Regions from separate parts of the Homo sapiens genome. Here regions 1 and 2 are each linked to region 3. A link is a contact called in ENCODE Hi-C or POLR2A ChIA-PET data. All regions are on one chromosome and are shown on one strand. The core of a region is the stretch at or near the end of the contact, and the rest is flanking DNA. Distances in the headings are between cores, read along the strand shown.

Region 1 (2,700 bases), core at 201-2,700, 420 kb after region 3:
TTGCTTCAGGTGGTCCCTCTGCCTGTGCCCTTGCTAACCGCCCATTTCCTCTGGTAGAATTACAAGCTTCAATTTCAGCTCCGACTCACCCAAGAAACTCCCCTTTCCTCAACCACCACATCACCTCTCTACCAAAATATTTCTTTTCTTCAAAGCCTCTGATAAACATTTATTTATTTATTTTTTATCTTACCAAAGTCTTTCCCGATAACTCTTCCCAGCTTGGCGTCTTAAGACCAGGTACTTGCCTTCCTGGAGGCATCTAGGTCACCTTCAGAGCCAGGTGGCCATTGGGTTAACTAGCTGTTGAACTGAATCAAACAGGCTCTGAGCCTTGAAGTCAGAAAGAGCCAGAGTGGAGGGGTCTGGGGGGAAGAGGGGCGCTGAGGTATAGGGAGATGAAACCTGCGGTGGAGGCAGCTTAATGGTCCACCTGTCACCCAAGGAATCTCTCTGACAGGGGTCTTTGTTAGGGTCACACCCCAGGAGATGGTTGATTATGGCTGAGTCCAGCCTGGAATGATGGGGGTTGGGGGCAGCTTGGGTAGATGACTCAGTAAATCAAACAGAACAATGAAAGGAGGTCATGCTTGTCCATCTGCATTATTGAAGACAGCCATAAATGGCCTTACCCCAGAGCGGGTCTGTCACACCTGGAGAGCTGATCTGACCTCTCCAAGACCCCTGCAACTGAGTGTTCTGGGATCTGTCCTGCAACAAGTGCCTCGAGATTTGTAGGTGGGGGCCCAGGGTGCTAAGGGATTATTTTAGCGGGCGGAGAAGGGAGGGGGTCTGCAGACGAAGGGGGCAGGTTTTGCGGGGCACTTAGGGTTCTCATAGGTTGTAGTCACGAGCTCCCAGGTTTGGAAAACTGCAATAGTCACTAAGACCATTCGGGGCTGTTTGGGTCTAGCTTGGTCTAGACGGGTCTGAAACTCCGCAGGACCCACCCAACAAGAAGTCATTGTTCCAAGCCACGTGTCAGTGGTGGGTGATACCCCAGGATGGAAGGAGTTGGTATGAGCCGACTGAAATCTACTTGAAGGTCAAAACGGAGCCTTATGTCTTTTGTGTTCCCCAGCGGTTAGCCCAGTGCCGGCCACAGGGGAAGCGCGCAAACGAAGTCCTCGCGAACTGAACTGAGAGCAGACAAAAGCACGCGCTCTTCTCCACCGCCACGCCGGTCCTACCCAAACCCGCGAGTTATCCGTATTCTCCTTCAGGAGTCATAGTCAGGCCAGAAGAGTGCGGAGGGACGGGGCCCGGGAAGAGCAGGGAACCCCCAGAGCCCGCAGCCAACGCGGAGGTGGGCGAGCGGGCGTGCGCGCACTCACTTGCCGGCGCGAGGGAGTGTCGGGGGGGAAGGGAGTGGTCTCCAAAAGGGGGAGGGGAGAAGGCAGGGGGCGGGGAGAAGCCGGCCCTTTAGGACCCGGCTGCGGCGGCGAGGGAGGAGGAAGAAGCGGAGGAGGCGGCTCCCGCGCTCGCAGGGCCGTGCCACCTGCCCGCCCGCCCGCTCGCTCGCTCGCCCGCCGCGCCGCGCTGCCGACCGCCAGCATGCTGCCGAGAGTGGGCTGCCCCGCGCTGCCGCTGCCGCCGCCGCCGCTGCTGCCGCTGCTGCTGCTGCTACTGGGCGCGAGTGGCGGCGGCGGCGGGGCGCGCGCGGAGGTGCTGTTCCGCTGCCCGCCCTGCACACCCGAGCGCCTGGCCGCCTGCGGGCCCCCGCCGGTTGCGCCGCCCGCCGCGGTGGCCGCAGTGGCCGGAGGCGCCCGCATGCCATGCGCGGAGCTCGTCCGGGAGCCGGGCTGCGGCTGCTGCTCGGTGTGCGCCCGGCTGGAGGGCGAGGCGTGCGGCGTCTACACCCCGCGCTGCGGCCAGGGGCTGCGCTGCTATCCCCACCCGGGCTCCGAGCTGCCCCTGCAGGCGCTGGTCATGGGCGAGGGCACTTGTGAGAAGCGCCGGGACGCCGAGTATGGCGCCAGCCCGGAGCAGGTTGCAGGTAACGCGGTCTGGAACAAGTAGTTGGGAGAAACTTGGAGGGCAGCGGAGAAGCCCGACGGGCGGCTGGACCTTACGGACGGTTTTAGGGGCGGCAGAGCCGAGACCTTGGACCAAATCAAGGGGGACTGTTGCTAGCGGGACGCGGAAGTCAGGCCCGGGGAGGGGAACTGGAGTTAGAGCAAGTGGAAGAGCCCTGGCGACTCATTTGGTGGGGATGAATGGGGAGAGGAAAGGCATCCCTGCTGCCATAGTTTTACCCGCGTGGAACGGACCCAGACTTCTATTCTGGAGGAGGGATTTGCTGAGAAGGGGGCCGGTGGTCAGATCCATGGGAGTAGGAACTCGAATCTTATTTGGGGCACTGCTTGAGGACCCAAGGGTCCTGGTGGGATCGCTGCTGGGAGGCGGAGGCTGCGGGGTGCCAGTGACACCAGGAACCTTGGAAGAGGAGAGGGAGCTAGGAGGAGGCACCGGCGTCCCAAGGGGCCCTTCCTTCTACTGGGGTTGTGAGTTGGAAAGAAAGGACTTGGTACTTTGTAGGATGAGTCGCTTAGGAGAAAAATGAAAACCACCACTACTATTTCTCCATAGGGAACGAGCAGGGCTCTTGCTACCACGTTGAATGGAAAAATAAAAGGGAGGCATTTGGTAGGCGAGGGGTCTCCTAGCAGCTGAATCAATGTAACTTAAGCCCGATCGCCG
Region 2 (2,700 bases), core at 165-2,664, 260 kb after region 3:
CAGCTTTATTTGTAGTAGCCCCAAACTGGAATCAACTCAGATGTCCTTCAACAGATGGATGGTGAAACTATGGTATATCCATACTGTGGGCTATTTCTCAACAATAAAAAGAAGAAAATTATTGATACAGGTAACAACTTGGATGAATCTCCAGAGAGTGCTGAATGCAAAGGCCCATTCCAAAAGGTTATATGCTGTGCAATTTATATAACATTTGTATAGCATTCTTTTTTTTTTTTTTTTTTTTTTTTTTTTTGAGACAGAGTCTCGCTCTGTCACCCAGGCAGGAGTGCAGTGGTGCCATCTTGGCTCACTGCAACCTCTGCCTCCCGGATTCAAGTGATTCTCCTGCCTTGGCCTCCTGAGTAGCTGGGATTACAGGCGCACACCAGCACATCTGGCTAATTTTTGTATTTTTAGTAGAGGCGGGGTTCCGCCATGTTGGCCAGGCTGGTCTCAAACTCCTGACCTCAGGTGATCTACCTGCCTTGGCCTCCCAGAGTGTTGGGATTACAGGCATGAGCCACTGTGCCTGGCCTATAGTGCATTCTTGAAAAAAAAAAAAAAAATTGGCCAGGTGCAGTGGCTCACGCCTGTAATCCCAGCACTTTGGGAGGCCGAGGCAGGCGGATCACCTGAGATCAGGAGTTTGAGACCAGCCTGGCCAACATAGTGGAACCACGCCTCTACTAAAAATACAGAAATTAGCCAGATGTGGTGGTGTGCGCCTGTAATCCCACCTAGTTGGGAGGCTGAGGCAGGAGAATCACTTGAACCCCAGGGGGCGGAGGTTGCCGTGAGCCAAGATCGTGCCACTGCACTCCAGCCTGAGTGACAAGAGTGAAACTTCATCTTAAAAAAGAAAAAGAAAAAAAATGTTTTTAGAAATTCAGGTCAGATTAGTGGCTATCAGGAGCTAAGGACCGTGGAAAGAGGAGGGAGGTAAAAGGATCCTTGCAATGTTGGAGTTGTTGAGTATCTTAACATTGGAGGTGAATATATGAAAACCTACACAGGTGATAAAATTGTGTAGAACACACACATACAGTAAAACAAGAAATCTGAAGATCAGTGGATTGTATAGAAGTCAGCATCCTGGCTGTGGTATTATACTATAGTTTTTATAGAATGTTACCACTGCAGGAAACTGGGCAAAGGCCTAAGAGGGATCTCTATTATTTCTTACAATGGCACCTGAGTATAAGCAGTCATCTCAATACCAATGTCAATTTGAAAAGAAAAGCTCTGAAGGCAGGGGCCTCTGCTGAGCTGGAACCTGGTTCTGTGCTGGAGCTGTGGCTGGGTGTGGTTTGCTGAGAAGCCCCCGGGGCTGTTGCCCACCTTGCTTCTGCCCCTTGTTCCTGCAGCACGTGCAGCACATCCGCATCGATGGCTCCACCTCATCAGCTGAGCGGGAGGACCTGTGCCAGCAGTTCCAACTGTCGGAGAGGCATGCTGTGGCCGTGCTGTCCATCACCGCTGCCAATATGGGCCTCACCTTCTCCTCGGCTGACCTGGTGGTGTTTGCTGAGCTGTTTTGGAACCCAGGGGTAAGAGACGCAGAAGACTCAGATACTCCCCAGGCATGCTCATGGCTGTGGGCAGGAAGCAGTGAGTGTCGGTCGGGGAAAGTGTGGTTTCCCTTTTATCCATTCATTATACTTCCCACAAGTCAGTTTTCACTTCCTTTAAGCACTTCTATGTTGATTGACTAGTCTCTTTTTTTCTTTTTTTGAGACAGAGTCTCTTATCACCCAGGCTGGAGTGCAGTGGCATGATCTTGGCTCACTGCAACCTCCGCCTCCTGGGTTCAAGCGATTCCCCTGCCTCAGCCTCCCGAGTAGCTAGGATTACAGGTGTGAGCCACCACGCCAGGCGATTGGCTGTTTTCTAGATTTTCACAGCAACCTGTAGGATTATCGACTCCATTTTATCAACGGGAAGGTTGAAGTCTTCCAGGGCTAGAAGGAATCTTGACTTCATGTCTCATAGGAGGAAGTTAGGGCACCGAGAGCTCAAGGGGTGAGGCAGGACTGCACTGCCATAACTGAAGAGGGCACTTGGTGGCACCAGGTTGCAGCCCAGGCCTCACGTTCCAGCCTGTGCCCCCTTTAGTAGCCATCATTGTGAGCTGCTTTAACAATGGACCTCACACAGAGTGACAGCAGTGAGGGTTTCCTGGACACCACCACTGGCCTCACCTGACCAACTGAGGACAGAGATAAGACATTTGTTTGAACTCTTAAATTTTTCTGGTAATCTCCAGAAAAGTTATATCCCCTTTAATATTTATATAATATTTAATAATATTGTGGTTTTTATTGGCTACACATAAGAGACTACATTAATAATGGGTAGACCTTGAGGGTGTAGCCATTTTATACAAGAAATAATGCTCATGATGTTAGGTGGTTTTTTTTTTCTTTTGCTTTTTTGAGACAGGGTCTTGCTCTGTCACCCAGGCTGGACTGCAGGGACTTACTGGCTCACTGCAGCCTTGATTTCCCGAGCTCAGGTGATCCTCCCACCTCAGCCTCCTGAGTAGCAGGGGACTACAGGTGCACGCCTCCATGCCTAATTTTTGTATTTTTTGTAGAGATGGGGTTTCACCATGTTGCTCAAGCTGTTCTGGAACTCCTGGGCTCAAGCAATCTGCCTGCCTCAGCCTCCCAAAGTGCTGGGATTACAGGCGTGAGCCAC
Region 3 (2,700 bases), core at 67-2,566:
ACAGCTTTTACTCTGGAACCTTAGCCATGAGATGGTAATACAGACTCACCACTTAACAAAAGACAGCTGGATCCAAATTATTTCTGACAAAATTGGGACCTGTTCACATGGCTAAACTTTATTTGTCCCAGTAGGTAATCCAATGAAGGCTATGGACCAAAGTCTTGGGAAAAGTAGTTTTCATGGCAGTTTTATTTTTAAAAACCTTTTACCCCTTTTTTTTTTCCTGAAGTTTCAAATGAGTTTTCAGTGTTTACATTTTAGCTACAATTGGCTGAACTGTAAAGAAAGCTCCAAGTAGCCTTGAATTAGTAGTATCATAAACAATGAGTTTTATCTTAACAGCAGTAGCTTAATAACAGCAAATTCAAAGCAGGCCGAAAACAAAAAAGAGATAGCTTTAGAAAACTCTACATTTTAATTGTATAGTTGCAGGTTGGGCATTTGAGCTCTGAATTTTCCTTGCTGTAATTTGCCCGTTCAGTTTTAAAATGTGCACAAGAACAGGCCACAATATGCAGCTAGCTGAAGTGCTGGAAAACCTGGCATGCCTTTGAACTTCTACAGGAGTTCCTGCCCCTAGTGGGTAAGTTACCTATTGCACTGACTTTATGAAGATATCTCTTCCAGTGCCCTTAGTGTGAGCATCCCCACAAACCTTATGAACCAGTTGAATCCAACCTGAATGCCTCTCCATAAGCCCGGAGCCCACAAATGCATTTTCTCCAGGGCCCTTGGATGGAGGGAATCAGGAAGGCCTCCTCCAAACCCAAGGCTAGGAGAGATGTTCCCTCCGGGGTCCAGGGAGGAGAACAGAAAGGACTGAGAAGAACTAGGAATGCCCTCCCAAACCCAAGGCCAGCAGGAGGGTCTCCTCCGGAGTTCCACAGATGGAGGAGGCCTAAAAGAAGAAATCAAGTCTGCAACCTAAAAGTGGGAGATCTTGGATTTTGATAGCACTTACCCAGATCCTTTCCCAGCATAGTCAGGAACAACTGGACTTTTTCAAAGGGACCTTGGCTGTACCTGGTGTCCTGGGTGACACAGGAAAAGGAATTCAGGGGCTGCTTCAGAATCCCATCTTTGCCAGATACGTTAACTTTAAAAAAAAAATCATAAGATACAAATTTAGAAAAATGGAGACACTATTTCTTAAGGGTGACAGCCTGCCAGGTGGCCATCCTGCAGGCCAGGAAGCACAGCCTCCTCCAGCAGAAGCCCAGAGACAGGCACCTCCAAGGAGGAGGGGTTGGGGTAGGAGTTTTATGCTTTTATGCTGAATGGGTTGGCTTAACACATATTCAACAGGTTACAGGAGGAGCTATGAATATTAATGAAAGTGGTCCTGATGCATGCATATTAAACATGCATCTTACATATGACACATGTTCACCTTGGGGTGGAGACTTAATATTTAAATATTGCAATCAGGCCCTATACATCAAAAGGTCTATTCAGGACATGAAGGCACTCAAGTATGCAATCTCTGTAAACCCGCTAGAACCAGTCATGGTCGGTGGGCTCCTTACCAGGAGAAAATTACCGAAATCACTCTTGTCCAATCAAAGCTGTAGTTATGGCTGGTGGAGTTCAGTTAGTCAGCATCTGGTGGAGCTGCAAGTGTTTTAGTATTGTTTATTTAGAGGCCAGTGCTTATTTAGCTGCTAGAGAAAAGGAAAACTTGTGGCAGTTAGAACATAGTTTATTCTTTTAAGTGTAGGGCTGCATGACTTAACCCTTGTTTGGCATGGCCTTAGGTCCTGTTTGTAATTTGGTATCTTGTTGCCACAAAGAGTGTGTTTGGTCAGTCTTATGACCTCTATTTTGACATTAATGCTGGTTGGTTGTGTCTAAACCATAAAAGGGAGGGGAGTATAATGAGGTGTGTCTGACCTCTTGTCCTGTCATGGCTGGGAACTCAGTTTCTAAGGTTTTTCTGGGGTCCTCTTTGCCAAGAGCGTTTCTATTCAGTTGGTGGAGGGGACTTAGGATTTTATTTTTAGTTTGCAGCCAGGGTCAGTACATTTCAGTCACCCCCGCCCAGCCCTCCTGATCCTCCTGTCATTCCTCACATCCTGTCATTGTCAGAGATTTTACAGATATAGAGCTGAATCATTTCCTGCCATCTCTTTTAACACACAGGCCTCCCAGATCTTTCTAACCCAGGACCTACTTGGAAAGGCATGCTGGGTCTCTTCCACAGACTTTAAGCTCTCCCTACACCAGAATTTAGGTGAGTGCTTTGAGGACATGAAGCTATTCCTCCCACCACCAGTAGCCTTGGGCTGGCCCACGCCAACTGTGGAGCTGGAGCGGGAGGGAGGAGTACAGACATGGAATTTTAATTCTGTAATCCAGGGCTTCAGTTATGTACAACATCCATGCCATTTGATGATTCCACCACTCCTTTTCCATCTCCCAGAAGCCTGCTTTTTAATGCCCGCTTAATATTATCAGAGCCGAGCCTGGAATCAAACTGCCTCTTTCAAAACCTGCCACTATATCCTGGCTTTGTGACCTCAGCCAAGTTGCTTGACTATTCTCAGTCTCAGTTTCTGCACCTGTCAAATAGGGTTTATGTTAACCTAACTTTCAGGGCTGTCAGGATTAAATGAGCATGAACCACATAAAATGTTTGGTGTATAGTAAGTGTACAGTAAATACTTCCATTATCAGTCCCTGCAATTCTATTTTTCTTCC

The links. Hi-C counts contacts between places; a loop is a spot of excess contacts on that map. ChIA-PET counts read pairs that join two places held with the same protein, here RNA polymerase II (POLR2A). Pooled maps may share reads with other maps.
Region 1: a loop to region 3 is called in a map of endothelial cell of umbilical vein, with 2.0 times the contacts of the local background. The contact joins the promoter of IGFBP2 here to the promoter of LINC01963 in region 3. A Hi-C loop is called at or near these places in 1 of 168 maps with a recorded cell type or tissue (endothelial cell of umbilical vein).
Region 2: a loop to region 3 is called in a map of Calu3, with 2.5 times the contacts of the local background. The contact joins the enhancer-like site here to the promoter of LINC01963 in region 3. A Hi-C loop is called at or near these places in 1 of 168 maps with a recorded cell type or tissue (Calu3) and 8 of 50 pooled maps. POLR2A ChIA-PET finds 5 or more read pairs at or near these places in 1 of 52 experiments (activated T-cell).

The regions. Positions count from the first base shown.
Region 1 is chr2:216,631,970-216,634,669 of GRCh38, forward strand. IGFBP2 (insulin like growth factor binding protein 2) reads left to right here and starts at 1,451. Exons shown (of 4, transcript NM_000597.3): 1 at 1,451-1,996. The coding sequence starts at 1,555.
Region 2 is chr2:216,473,902-216,476,601 of GRCh38, forward strand. It overlaps SMARCAL1 (SNF2 related chromatin remodeling annealing helicase 1), which reads left to right. Exons shown (of 18, transcript NM_014140.4): 15 at 1,368-1,550. Among named protein-coding and RNA genes, the nearest start is that of RPL37A-DT, 24 kb to the right of the region's middle. RefSeq lists enhancers at 932-1,432, 1,350-1,519. Within about 2 kb of position 1,415, at least 2 of the 41 ENCODE cell types and tissues checked have a DNase peak (open chromatin) inside an H3K27ac peak, as active enhancers do.
Region 3 is chr2:216,215,573-216,218,272 of GRCh38, forward strand. It overlaps LINC01963 (long intergenic non-protein coding RNA 1963), which reads left to right and starts at 1,317. Exons shown (of 1, transcript NR_037701.1): 1 at 1,317-2,700.